Regions from separate parts of the Homo sapiens genome. Here region 1 is linked to region 2. Evidence: chromatin loops called from intact Hi-C (ENCODE). Cell type or tissue: endothelial cell of umbilical vein. All regions are shown on one strand. Each heading gives the region's core, and the rest is flanking DNA. Links, peaks and the distances in the headings are about the cores only. Region 1 has its middle 75 kb from the start of LINC02115. Region 2 has its middle 99 kb from the start of MACIR.

What was found. Peaks named below come from ENCODE experiments on the same cell type or tissue, not always from the same donor. Only the 100,000 strongest peaks of a DNase experiment are listed, where the experiment ranks them.
Region 1: a loop joins it to region 2, with 2.8 times the contacts of the local background. A loop is called at or near these places in 1 of 110 quality-filtered maps.

Annotation. Positions count from the first base shown.
Region 1 is chr5:103,464,316-103,468,721 of GRCh38, reverse strand. It overlaps the pseudogene PDZPH1P. Among named protein-coding and RNA genes, the nearest start is that of LINC02115, 75 kb to the left of the region's middle. In endothelial cell of umbilical vein, for the core only: no CTCF peak of the experiment used is centred there; a DNase peak (open chromatin) is centred at 2,011; H3K27ac peaks cover 809 bases.
Region 2 is chr5:103,355,617-103,360,022 of GRCh38, reverse strand. No RefSeq gene overlaps it. Among named protein-coding and RNA genes, the nearest start is that of MACIR, 99 kb to the right of the region's middle. In endothelial cell of umbilical vein, for the core only: no CTCF peak of the experiment used is centred there; DNase peaks (open chromatin) are centred at 1,432 and 1,582; H3K27ac peaks cover 1,135 bases.

The sequences.
Region 1 (4,406 bases), core at 252-4,251, 110 kb before region 2:
GAGAAAATAGAATTAGGTGTGCAGATCAATACTCTTCCATGATGATATTCAAAGAGTCCACAGCAAAAATAAGAATAAAAATAATTAAGGGCATTGTATTAAGTTGTTCATAAGCATATTATTTTCAGTTCAATCGTGTATTCTTTCTTTTGCAATTACATCCTTCCTAATTTTCTGGGATCAAATTGTCTTTTCTTTTTTAAATACAAATAATAAATGGTAGTATTTTTCTAAACATTCTTTTTTTGGAAAAGTTTTTTAAGAAAGAATTGAAAGGTGTATCCCATCTCCCCAGTTTAATTGTTTAAGAGTGGGGAGTCCAGTCCAGTGATCCCTGAGGTTGTTTATTACATATATATCTTTCAGAAAATTTTTAGCCTGCATCCCCAATATATGGCACTTTATTTATAAATTACATTCATATGCTAGTCTAATATATATTGGTATTACTAAATTTACACAAAAATATAAATTTTAAAAGATGAAATAAAGCATTTAAAACGTTATTAGAAGTTCAAAAAACCCTTCATATTGTCTCTCATTCTAAAAATATTGTAATTGAAACCAACTGATTAAACATCTCATTACTTTTTACATCTTTAACATTTTGCCAGGCAGGAATTTAAAGGCTTGGTTCAGAATTTAGTTTCTTTTCCTACATAGTTTTAATAGCTATCATAACTAAACAGTTTCCAAAGATGCAGGCATCCACATGGAAGTGCTTTATTGGCTACACTTCCTAAATCGTGGTACTCATTTTTTAATACCATCCACCAATTAAACACATTTTTGTCATTTAAATTTGGCTACTAAATTTCCATCTTCTCTGATGTCCATTCATTCAAGCAAACTAACCAAGCAGTGGTACGTTTTACTATTTCTGAGAAATGGATTCAGAATATGTTATTTGAAACATTTGAGAATTTCAAGCTCTTTAAGTGTGTAGAAATATGTTTTTATAGGTGAAACCCACTATTTATGCCAACTAAATTATTAATGATTGAAATATTCCCAAAATACTTTTTTTTATAACATGAATTTCTTTCAAAAGCAGTTCCTTTCTCATCCATTATTAAAATGTGACCTTTACCTGGAAGGGGCATATAAGTCTCCTTATTTTTTCAGCTGTCTGCTCTGTAGCACACTATGGATAGCTACTTGTTATCGCAGAAAAAGGTCAGCAAACTTGGTAGGTGAGGTTTGATTGTTTATTATTATTATTATTATTAAAGAAAGCAATGTGTGTGTGATTCATCTTTAAGTTTGACATTCCTGTAACATACCCATCAGACCTCTGTGTTGTGCAAAACATTTTTGTGATCACTGTCCCATATCAGTAGAAAGTATTGTAGGGATTTTAAAAACATAAGGTAATATAATTTCTTAATCCACTTAACAAGGCACTAACATTGCAATAATGGTGAAAGTGAACATGTGGCTGTACAGACAATACCTTCATATTGTGGGACTCATACTCTGTCCTTCAGCAGATGGAGGCCTCAGGTACAAGTTCCTAACTTGTGACTCTCTGAAATACAAACTACATGACAATGCCAGGGACATGCTATATATGAAATACTCATAAAGCTTAATTTATTATTATATTTGAGACAAAGATCTAAAAATAGAAGTTCTATAATTGCCTCCTTATAGCTCAGTCTCTGAGGTGTGCATACCATAGATATCAAAGTTTTAATCAATTTAGATAATGTGCTTTTTATTTCTAATTGATTGTCAAAGGCCAATAGTTTAAATGGCAATGTTTACTCAATAGCGTTTTCACTTGTTTTTATGAACTATTATGTAGACTGTGTATACAAATTCTTTAATTTTTCAAAGAACAAATTAAAAATAAAATGACAAAGTCTAGAAAATAACTGAATTAAAATAAGGATTTTTTTTAAAAAATTGTTAAAAAGAAATTATGAAAAAATCTTCCTCTAGAGATCTTTTTCTAAAGTATTAAGCTGCCTGAGATGAAAGGAAATCCATATTACAACATGGGATTGGAGCCAGAATTTCCTGCTGATTCATAGGACACACAGCCCTTGGCACTGTGTATCTTGAGTTTTCACAAGAAGAACTTAGGCATAGCTTTTTCTGGTTCACAAAGAAGGCCTAAATGGCATTCTCCCTAGAATTAAAAAAAAAAAAAAAAAGGATCCATTTGATTGCTGTTAATATCACTGTTATCAAAATGTTATCATTACTCAAAAGCTTGATTGAATTTAGATAAAAACTAAAATTTAATTAAGGATTACTAAGACAAGTAGCCTGAAACAAACATCTAAGGACTAAAATAATGAAAACACTAGCCTTTAACATTTAGGATATTAATTGATTTTTATGAAGCTGATAGTATAAAATTAGGGGACTATAACAAACAGCTATAAAAGTAGCCCTTTTGTAGTATATGTAAATGGAATTTGTATAATTGGGCCACATAAAATTACTAAGAAATAACAGGATGTCAAAAAATTTAAACAGTATTTTCATGTCTTCAAGGGTATATACTCCTATAGTGTGTGCACTTGGTATCATGTAACCTGTATTCAGAGTCCACTCTACTATTTGCTGGCACTGTAAATCTAAGAAGTTACTTAACACAAGCCCTAGTATATTCCATTAAGTGGGAGCTGGAATGCTTGATTCACCAGGGCATTTGAGAATGAAGTAATAAAAGGTCCTAGTCCAATTACCAGCAGTCACATGATTAACATTGGCTTCTTTGAAAAAAATGGTGGATTCTATAACTGGAAACTCCTGCCAATTTGACCCAATTATGATTCTTATAGCCAAGTTTGGATGCAGAAACCAATGACATGTAAAGCAGAGAGAGATGCTTTATGCTGACCTCCCTAAGATCCTCATGCTATCTTTTTCAATGCATAGATATTTGGTGGATGCCAAATATTTGCGAGGTATCATGGCCGGCATTGGGAATACTGTTGGTAAACAGAACAAAATGATGCCTGCTCTCATCGGGTTTATATTTTAATGAGAGATATAATAAACACATAGATAATCCACTACAGAGTATGATATGTGCTATGAAGTTCTAGGATGTAAGTGGCCAAGTTAAGGGTTCCTTCAGACAGAGGTTGAAGCAAGCAACGAGGGTGATGAGCCTAGGCAATGAGGCAGCCTCTTAGAGCTGGGAAGGGTAAGGAAATGGATTGTCTCCTAGAGCCTCCAAAAGGAGTGCACCCGTGTCACCACCTTGGTTTTAGTCCAGTGAAACTACTTGCAGACTTCTGACCTCGAGAACTATGTTGTTTTAAGCCACTAAATTGGTGGCAAATTTAATACAGCAGTGATAGGAAAGAGATACAATGCCTGGCTGTCGAGCAGAGAATAGCTTGGAGGAGGACCAAGGGTGGAACTGGGAGGCCAGTAGAGATGCAGTCACAGCAATCCAGACACAGGTGGCCTGTCCAATCATAGCAGTGACTGCACAGACCCGAAATAAGGAGACATACCAGAGATGAATTTTGGAGGTAGGGCTGATCGGATCTGCCAGATTCCCTTTGCTCCTAAACTATTCTTTGTTTGGCAGGAGCTGGAACCCCTGGGTACTATTTGGCACACTGAAGCTATCAGTCTTAAAAAGCAAGTGCTACTTTACTAGGTGACTGATGTGACAAATAAATAATTTACTCACTAGCCAGAAACATCTAGCCAATGGAAAAACCCAGCTCAGATTCCCAAATGAACTAGTCTAAAGGCAGACTGCTCTGTACTGCCATACAGTGGAGAAGCAAGGCCAAAGATGGCAGTAAGCACAAAAGTGGATGTCTTTGAAAGGAAAAAGTGTGCTTGGGAGGTAATTCCAGGCTACACAGAATTTCCTCTTTACGAGAAATAAGAATGATTTTCTTCATAGTGGAAGAGAGAAGAAAAGTAATATCTTTCTCACTCAGCACTATTTGTCAGACTGCTCTGAACACTATTGCCCCCCTCTTTCATGCCCCGTGTAGGTTAGGGGGCATGATTACAATTCCAGGCATTCCTATATGCAAGATTTCAGGCTCTGGCCTCTTCCCATGTTCCTGTCACTGCAGCCCAAAGCTGTCCAAAATATCAGTTGGAAAACTAAAGAGAAACAAGGCCAGGAGGAGGAGGGAAAGTCCATCAAAGCCCAGCAATGCTGCCCCTATCACATAATGGGTATTTCTTTCCTGGAGAGAAGACTACACATCAGCCATCCAGGACCTTTCCTGCAAGGATGCCGTAAAATCACTTGCTTCACCCATCGTTCACTACCTGTGTCACACGTTTCTCTGTCAGCACCTGCGGCCCACCTGGGCTTCCTATGGAGGTATCTGACCCCAGCAGACATTTTTTAGCATCTGCGGCATGACTCTCATTTCTGCCAGTTCGCACGGTTGTGTTTTTTTGTGTGTGCC
Region 2 (4,406 bases), core at 83-4,082:
ATGTGATTAAAATTTAATAAGCACCATAAAGAACCATTTTCTGAGGTTTCATAACTATGTATTGTTCATGAAAAGTATTTCATTTCTGGTGCCTTTCAGACTGCTATTTGAAAACTTTTGGCATGAATAACCTAGTCAACATTACTGATGTGGAAGAAAGGACATCGGTCTCCCAGTTCACTCCCTAGCTCCTGTTTGTCCTCTCTCCAAGCCATCCCCTAGGCTGCCTCATAGATCTGATTAAGTCATTGTACTACTTGAAAATCTTTGTTCTATCTCTATTGCCTATAGAATAAAGTATTGTATAGACTCACCTGCATGCCCCAAATTATCTGCAGCTAGCATCTTCTTATGTAGAAAAAGAATGGGTGAGATGAGGTAGAAAGAGAACTGGGGTGGAAACCCTGAATACAGTCCTGCTTCTTAATGTCTTTGTAACCTTGTGGGGGAAACTTCTCTGAGTCTCAGATTCCCCATCTATAAAAAGGAAATGTGTCTGCTCTTTGTATCTAACAATTTTGCTGTGAGAGTCAAATGACAGCATAAGTGTGTAAGTGATTTATCATTTATAAAGTATTAAGCACTGTATATAAGGTAAGGCAATCCTTCTCAAACTTTAGTGTAGGGAAAATTTCTCCTGGGGAAGTTGCTAAACACATATTCACCCAGGTGCTTTCCTCAGAGAGACTCTTTATTCACTAGGTCCAGGATAGAGACAGGTGATTTGACTTTATTACCAAACACCCCAAGTGGTTCGGATATAGGCCATCTGTGGGCCACACTTTGAAAACTGCTGATGTAAAGCATCACAAATTCCAAAAGGAAGAGTCCTAACGTAAATGTCTTGACCCAAGAAAGATATATTTTTATCGGTATCTACCCTTCTATTTTTATTGTCATTCTAAAAATGGAAATTGTTGTCAGACTACTAGAAAACTGGAAACAGACATATTTATTGAGAGGCTCAGAAACATTTGCTGAGAGGCCCAGAAAATTTCACAGGCTTTCATCTTCTCATTTTAGTCCTTGGAAAAAAGTAAAAATACATAGCTTTACTCCAAATTTAATGATAAGGAGACTGAGGCTCAGATGTTGTAGAAACAAGTTTCAAATCACTGGTGCCATCTGGAATGGAATTTGAGAACTTTTAAAGTCTGAGTATAAACCCCTCTATTTTCCATTCCTTATGATTGCCTTCCAGACAGAGCTAGAGTTGGCCAGAAGCCAAACTCTGTGAAAGCTTCGTGGGGTGTAAAGGTGGCTGTTATCAGTCCTGATGAGCTTCAACTCACAAATCAATATTTTCCCATTACCAGCTCTGTCTCCACACATTTTTGTATCTGAAACATTGAAAATATCACCTCTGTTAAAGTGATTCCTCCTCTATATTGACCACACATGACCCAAGGCAGCTCACATGTGGTGGAATGATGGCTGCAGCTGGCCCTAAGAGAGCTATCCCAGTAGGAAATTAAGAGGAAACTGATGGTGATAATATTCAGTCACCTCCTTTAGCAGAAATTCCAAATAAAGCTCCATTCTATCTCAATAGTGAGAAATGTAAATAAGGAACTGAGTGTGTGTGTGTGTGCGCGCGTGTGTGCGAGTGTGCGCACACTTCAAAGCATTTACTGAAAGCCCTTTGGCAAAGACAAAATTAAGCAATCTAAAAATCTTAACTTTTGTCACCCAACTAGCTTGCTCATTGTTCTTGGTTTTTGTTTATTTGTTTCGAACTACTAATAAAGGAAATGACACAGGATGATATGGTTTTCTGACCAAAAACACAGATGTCTTAACAAAAAGAGAGCAAAATTTACATCTCGAAACTAGCTTATCTTAATATTGCAATTAATAGCTCTCATAAATCACTCTAAAACTCAGAGGTGCATGATATAGAAAAAATAATTTTTATATACAAAAATCATAAGGGCAAGATATTTTAAGTCCCAATAAACCTTTATTTAAGCCAAGCATTCATACTTTTATTTACTCTTTGGTGCCTGCTTGGAGCCAATCACTTAGTATGCATTAATAGAAAAACTTTCAGGAAATGAGGCAAAGGAAATGAAAGTAATGAATGAATGAAAAGGAAATACAGAAAATACGTTAAATATAGGGAAAAAAAACCGTACACCATGCTATAGCCCACTATCCACAGATTTAAAAAAAAAAAACAAAGCTACAACAGATGTGCAGAAGAAACAGAAATTTTTACTTGCGCTAATCTGAGCTGACAGCTGCTATTAGGGCTGACTCTGTAATACTTCTGTCATCACTTCTAAAAATTTGCTTTTCAAATGTAGAAAGGGGAATTTGAAAATATGAGAGGGAAACTTTAGGGATATAAATTTGGCTGCTGTTGGTCCTGATTTCATCACCTTTTAAACTCTCAATATTTTTCCATTATTGAGGGGCTGCCTCCAGACATTTTTGTATGGAACCTTTGAAAATATCACTTCTATTGTGGTTATTTCTCTTCACTATATTGACCACATTTTTGAAGGAACTCATATGGAATTTTGAAATTCTTGTGGTGCAGGTAACTTCAAATGAATATATTTCAACATGTAAAAGGTCTGTTGACTCCAACAAAGGGAAATATAATGAGAAAATAAATAACACAGGCACTACAGTGAGAGATAGTCCCGACTTAAATAACACTCCCATCACTTTGTGACCTTGGACAAATAATTTAATATCTTTGATCCTCTATTTCCTTCTTTGCAAAATGGGGGTAACTATAGCATCTACCAACATCAAGGGTTAAAGACTATACGCATATGTGTGTGGATATATGTAGATATGGATATATAATGTGCATGTTTGTGTCTGCATGTATATACGTATATGAATGGCTTAGAACGGTACCTAGCATATCATACACATTCTTTAAGTGTTAGATACTGTTGTTACTGTTATTTATTATTAATATTATTACAAAGCTACCATACAACTTAGCCTACGGAACAGACTGGGGCACTGATTAATTCAAAATCTGTGTCTATGGAAAACTTATGAGAAAAGCCCAATTAAGAACATTTCATTTTTTTGCACTGAGGATTGTTTTGAGGAAGTTTAATGTACTGAATGGACTGTTTGGTGTTGAGTGCACACATGGGAAATATGACCATGACTCACCTTGAAGCTGTTCTATCAAAGTCAGTTCCAGCCACAAATCAAACGACATCAAAAATTTTCACAATTTCACATTCTATTTGTGCCAGTCAGGGGGATTTGGTTGGGTTAATTACTTTAATGACACATTTTAATTTGTGCTCATCTAGTATTTAAGCATAAGAGAGGATTCTTTGCTGCATTTTTTGGTGAAGCTTCTTCAGAGGCTGAGGCTAACAGGTGTGGTTTTTCAAAAACTAGAAGGATTGTGTTTTTAGCCATTTTTCTAGAAACCAAAGAGCCATTTTTTTTATCATGAGTAATCTAATTTCATTTTTGTTTTTACTAATGAAAATAGGCATAGGAAGTAAGCACAGCAACAGGAGTGCTATTCATTCTTTCCTCAAAAAAAAAAAAAAACCCTCAACTCTAACACGCCCTCCTCTAAATAGGTCTAACTCTGTCCTTTCTCATTTGTTAAACATTGATTTTTTTCAGCATTTAATGGAATGAAAATTAAGAGGGTCATGTAGTATTTTTTTAAAAAATCTCCACTTTCAGCTCCTTATTTTGATAAAATATGTTTTCAGACTTCAACATTAGCAATTATGTCAGCTCTAGCCTGGGAAGAAATATTGTTTTTCATTACCTCCATGTAAGTCCACAGGGGAAGGACTAAGTATAAGCTTTTATAGAGACTACCAATTGTGTGAATTCTTGTATAGCTTTTTACATTTTTCAGAAACTCAATGGTAAATTTTCCCGATAAATATTTTGAAGCAGGAAAGCCATATCTTTAAATCGAGTGTAGATAGTATTGAGGTTAAAATTTTAACAGTGACCCTTCATTTGCCTTGTCATTTTAGATATCTCAACAATGCATTAATTTAAATTCATTAACAAAAACGCAACTGAAATGCACAGGATAATAATAAGGGAACTGATAGCATTCTTCCTGCCAGATAAACGTGCCTCACAGAAGGCTTAACTGTCACATACCTACAGTTTCAGCTGTTTGAGAGAGTTTTGATAATAGCATGAATGTCAAAATTCAGCTGCCAACACTAAGCTGTCAGCTTTCAAAATGCTCTATATAGTGTTTGTCCCTTAGGACATAAATTCCAAGAAGCAACTGAGCTGCCTTACAACTTGACAGCTTATCCTAGTTCCAAGAGAGCCTTGGATCTGTGCAAATCTAGGAAATGTAACTGCAGCTCTGAGATGAGGAGATGTGATTGGAGCAAAACCTCTTAGAAAATAGCACAGAGGCCATTTGGGTGCTAGATATT